Regions from separate parts of the Homo sapiens genome. Here region 2 is linked to region 1. A link is a contact called in ENCODE Hi-C or POLR2A ChIA-PET data. All regions are on one chromosome and are shown on one strand. Each heading gives the region's core, a stretch centred on a gene start or an enhancer-like site at or near the end of the contact. The rest is flanking DNA. Distances are from core to core; before and after follow the strand shown.

Region 1 (4,419 bases), core at 1,288-3,787:
CTGTTCCATGAGCATGAAATGTCTTTCCATTTATTTGCATCTTCTTCAATTTCCTTTATCAGAGTTTTATAGTTTTTCTTGTAGAGGTCTTTCATTTCCTTGGTTAAACTTATTCCTGGTTTTTGTTTGTTTGTTTTTGTTTTGCAGTTTTTGTAAATGGGATTGCCTTCTTGATTTCTTTTTTGGCCATTATAGATGCATAGAAATGCAAACTAATTTTGGATGTGGATTTTGTATTCTGCAACTTTATTAATTTATGAGATCTCAATGGTTTTTTGGTGTAGTACCCATACATGAACTGTTGTCAGTCTATGATGAGATCAACGCAATATTGAGAATAAGTGTTTAGGAACTTTCACGAAACTTTCAAGGAGTAATATCTGTTAAATCTAATAAACAATTTGGCCTTGTATTTTGCAAACCTTTTTCTTTAATTTTCCTAGTGCAGTTATCCCTTAGTATCTGCAGGTTATTGGTTTCAGGACCCCCAAGGATAGTAAAAGCTAAAGATGCTCAAGTCTCTTAAATAAAATGGCATTAGTGTCTACATATAACCTATGCATACCCTCCTGTATACTTTAAATCAACTCTAGATTACTTATAATATCTAATACAATGTAAATGTTATGTAAATAGTTGTTATACTGTATTGTCTTCTATTTGTATTATTTTGTTTTTTACAATTTTTACAAATTTTTCAATCTGTGGTTGGTTGAATCTGAGGATATGGAACCAACTGTGATTAATTTTTCTTATATTTTAAAAAAGTTTTGGTTGGTGATGGTTTGAAAATTAAAAACAAAACACTGTTCCTTCTTGCAGATAGTTTGAGAAAAAACAGCCCAGATTATAAATTGAAAAATTAATAACTTTTGGTGAGGTCCCAAGTTAACCATGTTTTTTCATTTTCTTAGAGTTCATTAATTAATTAGAGTTCACTAATTAATTTCCAGCTGATATTCTTTGCTTGTGTTTTCACTCTGAGAAGTTACCATTTTACCAGTCAGGTTAGAAGTCAAGCAGTAAGTTCAGTGGAAAAACAAGTAATAATAAATCTACTTAGTGAGACCGTACTGTGCAACCGACTCTGCACAGAGAAAAACAACCTATTACGTAGATATTTTTATTCCCATTTTATTCCCATTTTAGAGATGTGAAACAACTTAACCACAGCACAGAGCAAGTGTAGAGACAGAACCGGGATTCCGATGAAGATCTGTCTGGTTCCAAAGTCTCTACACTTTTACTACACTGTTCTTTATTAATCACTAGATAGAACCATACACATATTGTTACATCAGGCAGAAGGTTTCGAGGGTTCTATTAACAAAGTGCTACGAATGAACTGGGTGGAAGAAAGTACATAGGTCTCCCATTCAAGGGTTCATCAGCCTTCACTAAGGAAATTTAAGTCAAAGTAGCTGACAGTGAGTCAGCATTTTGGAAGGCAGGTAGAGATGGTGAAGAAATAAGGAAATTCTTCTATGAGTCATGATAGATATTTAAGCTTGTTAAAAAATGTTTTTGACTACCTACTCCCTTTGCCTACAGAGTCCAGTTAAGGTATCTTAAAAATTATGGAAATAAAAACAATCGGTCGCTGTCTGTCCTCGCCAAACTCAAAAAAGGCTAAGCCTTTTGTGCTTAAACACATACTCATCAGTAACTATTCTACCTTACACTGAACATAACTAAGCTAGGTTGTTCTTCTTGGGAATGTACTTGCAAGTTAATACTGCACTGCAACTATAAGGTTTTTTAAAAGACATCAGTTGTACATTATAAATTAAATCTAGTTTAAATCAATATAATTCAATTTATCCTAGCAAGGAAGTTTTTTAAGGATGGTCTGATTTTTTTTTTACAGGAATAATCTTTGCATAATTTTACACCCCATACATGAGATGATTAGGATTCAATCTCAATCAGAAAAATCCCTTTATGGTGTCCTTATGGCTTTCCTGTATCCTAACAGAAAAATCCTAGCAGAAGCATTTCCCCTTTACCCAGTTCCTGTTCTCTTATCACAGTTCTATTCCTCCACACTCCCTTCCTGCTAGGCACGGGAATTTGAAAGGGCAGGGAAAAATCGGTGAAAGTTTGTCTTCTACTTGGGTAATCCAACACCACCGCATCCAGTAGTATATAATTCTTTTTGCATGTATATCAGATCCTCCCCAATCCCTCTCCCATACCTCTTTCTCACTTTTCTCTCATTATCCGGTCCTCTTGTTTTCCTTGACCCCCACATTCCTGTCTAAATCATCCTCCTGGCCTCAGGTCCTTATCGCCTTCCTGAGACCCTCATGTTTAGTGTTCCCTCATTCCTCTTACACCTAGGATTTCTCCTCCTTCCATAAGGGTCTGGTCCTTCATCCCTCCCGCTTCACCAGACCCCCTCACCCTGGGAGCCGCCACCTCCCTTTCCCCAAGACCAGATGTCGCGCGGCCGGACACAGCCAGCACGGAGAGTCGATGCCGGCGTCTGAGCTGCGCAGTGGGGTCTTCCCGCTGCCCAGCAGCCTACAGGCGCGGTGCACTCTGGGGGAACATGGCCGCTTCCGGTCTCCCTCCCGGGCCGGCGCTGGCCTGACTGCGGCCCCGGTCCGTAGCACTCCGCCCTCCGCTTCTCCCGCCCTGTAGCCGCGAAGACTGCTTCAGCCTTTCCCTGTGCTGCCCCTGCCGCGCGATGGAGAAGAGCTCGAGCTGCGAGAGTCTTGGCTCCCAGCCGGCGGCGGCTCGGCCGCCCAGCGTGGACTCCTTGTCCAGGTAACCAGGACGCCCAGGGCCCCGCCCAGCGTCCGAAGGGGATGGAGAGGGGCCGGGGACCTGCTGGATTGTTGCCCCAATTCGCGGATTCTGGTTTCTGAAGGCTACGCCGGAATTCCTTCCCCGGGACTTGGGAACCACTTCTGCCTCCCTCCCTGGGGCGTGGAGGCTGAGGAAAAGGAGGTTAAAACTCGCTGCTTCTTTATCGATTCCTCTACCTTTCATATTCCGATCTCGTTTTCTCCCCGATGGAGGTGGTCCCAGTTAATTACTTTCTCCTGTCTTTCATTCCCTCTCAAACCTTTTTTAAGACAGTTCCCCCCGCCCCCATTCTTTTCCCCACATTTCCTGTCTTTCTCTGTCACTTTTTCCAAAACCATCCTAAAGTCAGTCTTTCCTCCTCCACCCCTTCTTATGTCTTTGGTTTTTGGGTTCTTGCCCAGCCCTTTTCTCTCTTTTCATGGCTTCACCTTCTTAATTTCTTTCATGCTTTTCTCTACACTCTGATTTTCTTCTCGCCTCCCTTTTTGCTTAAATATGTAAATAAAAATGTCTCCTGTGCTTCTCTTTTCTAAATCTTCCAGCTGAAAGTCAGTATCAAGGAATCTGAGTGGTTTTTATCCCCAGTGATAGGTTTAAGAAAACAAAATGAGTGGTAGTTTTCTTCCTTCTTGGGCTACTGGTTCTCCACGTTGTCATTTCTCTTGTAACAGATGGGAATTTTATCCTGGAATTTTGAGGAGGACTTTATGCAGCTTTGCAGAGAGCTTTTATGAATATTAACTAGACGCGTTTTGGATGCAGTCTTTTTCTTTGATTTTAAAATAATGATTTAAAAATTTTTTAAAAAATAATATAAGACCTGTATTTGCTTTTTATGCAGCCACGATGAAATCTGGTTCTTTTCCACTGAATAATAGTCTAATTGTTATTAGAGAGTGATTCGATAACTGCTGTGTGAAAACACACAATTTTCATTTTCTCCTTCAATCAGTTGAAGTGGCTCTATTATAATTCATTTTGGATTCTGCTAAATATGGGTAGTTATTGCCTTTTTTCCTGTTGATGTTCAGCACCTCACTGGGGAACCACTGTCTGATCCCGTCATTCTACATTGCCATATGCACTCATAGCTCCCTGCACAGTCGTTTTTCAGAGTCTTTAATAAGCACACTATAATTGTTGGCTTAAAGTGCCTTTTCTACCAGGTTATAAGCTATTATACTTGAGGGCAATCTTAATCATCTTCATATCTCCAGCACTTAACATAGTCTCAGCATGTGATAGGTGCTCACTAAATGGTTTTTTTTTTTTCGAATTTGTAGCCTGAATTATCCAGGAAAGGAGGATTTTTCTTTGCAGTTTGATTATATATATTGCACGTTTGAATCAAGTATTTTTTGAATTCTGTATTTATTGCTTTGAAATTTGGAAAGCTGAGGATTAACATGTTCAGTTGTGTAATTCATTCAGAAAACAGGTTGGAAAATTCGAATTTTATGGGAAAGTTACAAATGACAACTATGCCTCAGAATAGCATAAGAGGCAACCAGTACTCTCATCCAAGGCAGAGAAGTTAGAACCACATGAAGCAGCACAGTATGTTAGAAAGAAGGAAGTACTGGAAGTTAGGAAGCTCCCATGCTGAAG
Region 2 (4,419 bases), core at 1,025-3,524, 110 kb before region 1:
ATTTGCCATCCTATCGTGAGCTCCTAAAATCTTATTTTCACACCAAGTGCTTTTTCACCGTCCACTGCAACTGTGATTGTGGTGGTGACCAGACCTGTTCCAGGGGCTCTGAGTCAGGAATGGTGATCATGTGTTCTTTCCCATCATATTCCTGCAGAGAGTAGTGCTAAAAGAGTTTAAAATGAATGAAAGATCCACCTCTCCTAGTTGTTAGAGGAAATAAAACTCTCTAGAGTGAACTTAAAGTGCCCTTCTACCCCTACTTAAAACCTGAGACATACCATCTTTTTTCTTGGGCCCTATACCTATATCTTACCCCCGGCTTTTTGATTATGTCCGTTTGTATGTGTCATTCCGGTGGGGTTAAGCCACTCATTAGATGAGAGATTTTCTGTGTGTCATGTGCCTACTTTATTATAGAATTACATGTGTAGCATCTCAAAGAATAGCTATGTTTTCCACAAAAATCTGTTTTAATTGAACATAATACTGTGGTAAAGTTTTTTAAAATTGCTATACTTGTGCATTATTTTATTCAGTTATATTCTGTTTTTTGAGGGTTTCACTGTATGACAGGCACAGTTTCAGACCATTTTCACATTTAATCCCTGTAGCCTCACTGAGGAGTCTATATCCTAACCCTTAGTTCACAGATGCCCAGCACGTGTATCAGAGAGGTTATGTAACTTGCCCACGGTCACATGGAGCTAGGACTCGAATGGAGGCCTTTTGATTTTGAATTTGTTTGTCTTCCTTTCATCTCTCTGTGTGTGAGGCACTGTTGCATTTCATGGAACAGAAATCTCCTCAGTCTCTTTTGAATATATGAAGATTTCCTGGAAGAATACAGTGGAGTCTTAGAGAACCCAATGTTGGGAGAATACCAAAAAATGGGAAAGCACAGCAGTAATCTTCCCTGTCTCTGTGCTTCCTTCCTTCTGAGATCTCATGATCTCTTGCTTCATTCCTCTCTGAAGTTTCCTCTACAAAGATCTTAGTTACTGTTGCCCAGTGATTTCAGCCTGCACAGGACTTTGGGTTACCACGATACTATTTCTTGCTCTACATGACTTTCCAGTGCCAGGAGCTAACACCTGACAGACCCAGTCTCCTATCTTCCGTAGAATCCACATCCTCAGAAAACAAGAATTTGATTGATCTAGGCAGAGCAGATTGTTCCAAAAGAAGGTGCTGTGAGAAAATAATGGGCATACCTAAAACACGCACTACTTTTTTAAAAGACACTCTATTTGAAATTTTAAAATCAGAATTACTTATGGTTGGCTTCGCATAGCTTTCTTCCAGTCTAGCGTGGTTTCTTTTCCACATTCCTGCCACTGATATGTCTACCCTCTCTTGACCTATCTCACACTTGCCCTGATTGCCTTTCTAAAGGGTACCACACAATTCCAGAATTCTAATCTTTTATCTTTGTGGTAGTTATGCAAATTCTTTTCCTTCTTTGGGAGTTAAATTCCACCTCCACTTCCTCAAGGTAGCTTTCCCATATTACCCAGTAATTATATTAGTCTGTCCTTAATTCCAGGACCTTTGCCTATGAGGACGGGTTCAAATAATTCAGAAAGCAGACAAGCCTTTTAATCTTTTAAACTAAACCTCTTGGACACTCCCATATGCTTCCCCATGTGACTAAGGGCATATATTGAAAACCATATGGTTACAATGATTAGAGTCCAAGAAAAAGCTAACTGGCCCTATATGATCAAACCAATAACTCTGACCCCCAAAAATGCCATCTAGACAAAATATGACCTCAAATTTATAGTGGATAGTCTGAGTCCAGTGCTCAGAGATGCCATGTATTTTCCCTTTAGAATATGCTTTTAAGATTTCTCGTGATGCTAAATGATTTTGAATGCTCAATAAAGTATCAAAAAAGATTAAAGTATCAAAAATAATTTTGGTATTCTGGGCAGAATTTGAAAAGCTTCAAGTCTTTTCTTATTACTTTGCTACTTCCACAAAATTTTTTTGCATTAGAAATGGAGCTTTATAGTAAGTTGATGGAATTATTTTTAATTATGTGGTTTCATAAATAACAAATGTTTTTAAACAGAAGAAATCTCTCTCTGACACACACACACACACACACTCTCTCTCTCTCTCTCTCTCTCTCACACACACACACACACACACACACTTCAAAGTATTTGACCAACTGCCCTAGCTGGCTGACTGTGCTGTTTTAGAAGCAATGAAAGGACAGGGAGATGGGGGTCATATTCTGTGCTTCCTGGATTGGTTGTTAGTCATTAGATACAAACAGTATAAAACCCAGACTTTATGAGTGATCATTATGTTATTATATATCTTTATGAGACGCATTCCCCTCAGGCCACCTAAAGTACTACAATGTTTTAGATGTTGAACTATTTAACCATAATTATTACAACTAAAACCTCATTAAATGTATCCAATAAAGTAGATTCAATGCTTCCACTTAGTTTAGTTTAGTAACAAGAGCTATAAGGAACGTTGTTCTTTCCCCAAAGAGTTTAAAATTTGAGGATTGGCCAACAATAGGGAGTGGGGGATAAAAATAATAGGAAAGAAAAGATTTTCCTTAAAACCCTTTGTAAAGTGTTTTCTATTTTCATGCCTAACAAATGAAGCCTTCATCATCTTTGCTTCTGGGAAGAGTTTCAAGCCTAAGAAACACAATTGGAAACCTGCCGTGTTGCAGCCCATCCTCTGTTAGTAATTCCAACTGGATCCAAATGGAATATCTCCCTTCCAAGAGCTCTCTGAAAAAAATCTCGTGATGAGAGATGAAACCCAGCCAATGCAACCTGGAAGGTTTCACATTTACCCTCTGTCACTAGGTTTTCCCAGACGCGACCCAGGGTACACTCTCCTCTTCCATGTGCTCTCTCACCAGACCACAACTTTCACCCCAAGAGTCAATTCCTCTGCCATGCACCATCCAAAACAAAATTAATCAGAATCTGCTGGAATCCATTTATTCAAAAATTTTTGAGCATTTACAGTGCGTCAAGTCTAGTACAAGATTAGGTATGCACAATCCCTGTCTTCAAGGAGCTCACAGTCTCTGAAGGACTTACAGACTTGAAACTATTACCTAAGCATAGATTCATTTATGTGTTAAACATTCTTTATGGCATTCCTGCCAGGCATTTTAACAGGCACTGTGGTAGATACAAGTAAAGCATGGATTTTTATTGTATGGAACTTACAATCCTAAGAAGATAAGACAGAGAAGGAACTCTGATATAAGGTACTACATGATAAATGTTGCAAAAGTGGAAGTAGAAATAATTGTCCCCAGGGCAGGTAAGGGTTTGGAAACCACTTGGATACAAGATAAGGTTGAGCAATGCCAGGAAAAGGAATTTGAGGGAACTGTGAACAGCAGTCATCTTAGGAGGTTACACTAGCACATTCCATGCCATTTTGTAAAAAGTGCTTAAATAGCATGTATTAGTTTTGTTGTCTTAAGAAGTAAAATAAGCTGTAGACCATTTCAAGGGAGAGTCTCCCTGTTTTAAAAATTAAGCTATAATTTACATGCTACAAATTTCACTTTTTGGGTATGTAAGTGCCCCAAGTTTTGACAAACGCATAGGTATGTAACCATAACCACAATCTATTAATAGAATTTTCATCACCTTTATAAATTTCTGTGTCTCTTTGTATTCAACCTCTTCCCCCACCTTCAGTCCTGGCAACTGCTGGTGTATCCCTGTAGTGTTGTACAGAATTTTGTTTAAATGGGATCAGACAGTATATACCCTTTTGCCACTGGCTTCTTTCACTTAGCATAGCGCACTTGAGAGTCAACCTTGTGATTTAAATATATCAGTAATTCAATTCTTTTTAGTGCGAAGTAGCATCACATTGTATGAATCTATGATAGTTTGTTTATCTATTCACCAAATAAGAGACATTTGATTGTTTCCAATTTGATTTTTGTGGAAACATAACTTTTTTTTTTTTTTTTTTTTGAGACAGACTCTTGCTCTGTCACCCAGGCTAGAGTGCAGTGGCATAGTCTTGGCTCACTGCAACCTCTGCCTCCAGGGTTCAAGCAATCCTCCTGTCTCAGCCTCCCAAGTAGCTGGGATTGCCGGCACCTGCCATCACGCCCGGCTAATTTTTGTATTTTTGTAGAGATGGGTTTCACCATGTTGGTCAGGCTGGTCTTTTACTTCTGACCTCAAGTGATCCACCTGCCTCGGCCTCCCAAAGTGCTGAGATTACAAGTATGAGCCACCGCACCCAGTGGAAACATAACTTTTTATTTATCTTAAATAAATACCTAGGAGTGGGATTCTTCGGTCATATGGTAAGTGTATATTTAACTTTATAAGAATCTGCCAACCTGTTCTCCAAAGTGGCTGCACCACTTTGCTATCCTGTCTGGAGTGTTCGAGTATTCCA

What was found. Hi-C counts contacts between places; a loop is a spot of excess contacts on that map. ChIA-PET counts read pairs that join two places held with the same protein, here RNA polymerase II (POLR2A). Pooled maps may share reads with other maps.
Region 2: a map of PC-3 shows a loop between it and region 1 (12-fold over the local background). The contact joins the enhancer-like site here to the promoter of MTMR2 in region 1. A Hi-C loop is called at or near these places in 3 of 168 maps with a recorded cell type or tissue (PC-3, PC-9 and aorta) and 6 of 50 pooled maps. POLR2A ChIA-PET finds 5 or more read pairs at or near these places in 7 of 52 experiments (AG04449, BJ, MCF 10A and 4 more).

The regions. Positions count from the first base shown.
Region 1 is chr11:95,922,225-95,926,643 of GRCh38, reverse strand. MTMR2 (myotubularin related protein 2) reads left to right here and starts at 2,537. Exons shown (of 15, transcript NM_016156.6): 1 at 2,537-2,769. The coding sequence starts at 2,690. RefSeq lists enhancers at 2,320-2,449, 2,510-2,559.
Region 2 is chr11:96,032,151-96,036,569 of GRCh38, reverse strand. All of the region lies in intron 2 of MAML2 (mastermind like transcriptional coactivator 2), which reads left to right. Among named protein-coding and RNA genes, the nearest start is that of MTMR2, 110 kb to the right of the region's middle. Within about 2 kb of position 2,274, at least 2 of the 41 ENCODE cell types and tissues checked have a DNase peak (open chromatin) inside an H3K27ac peak, as active enhancers do; they include PC-3 and PC-9, where a contact is called at or near this core.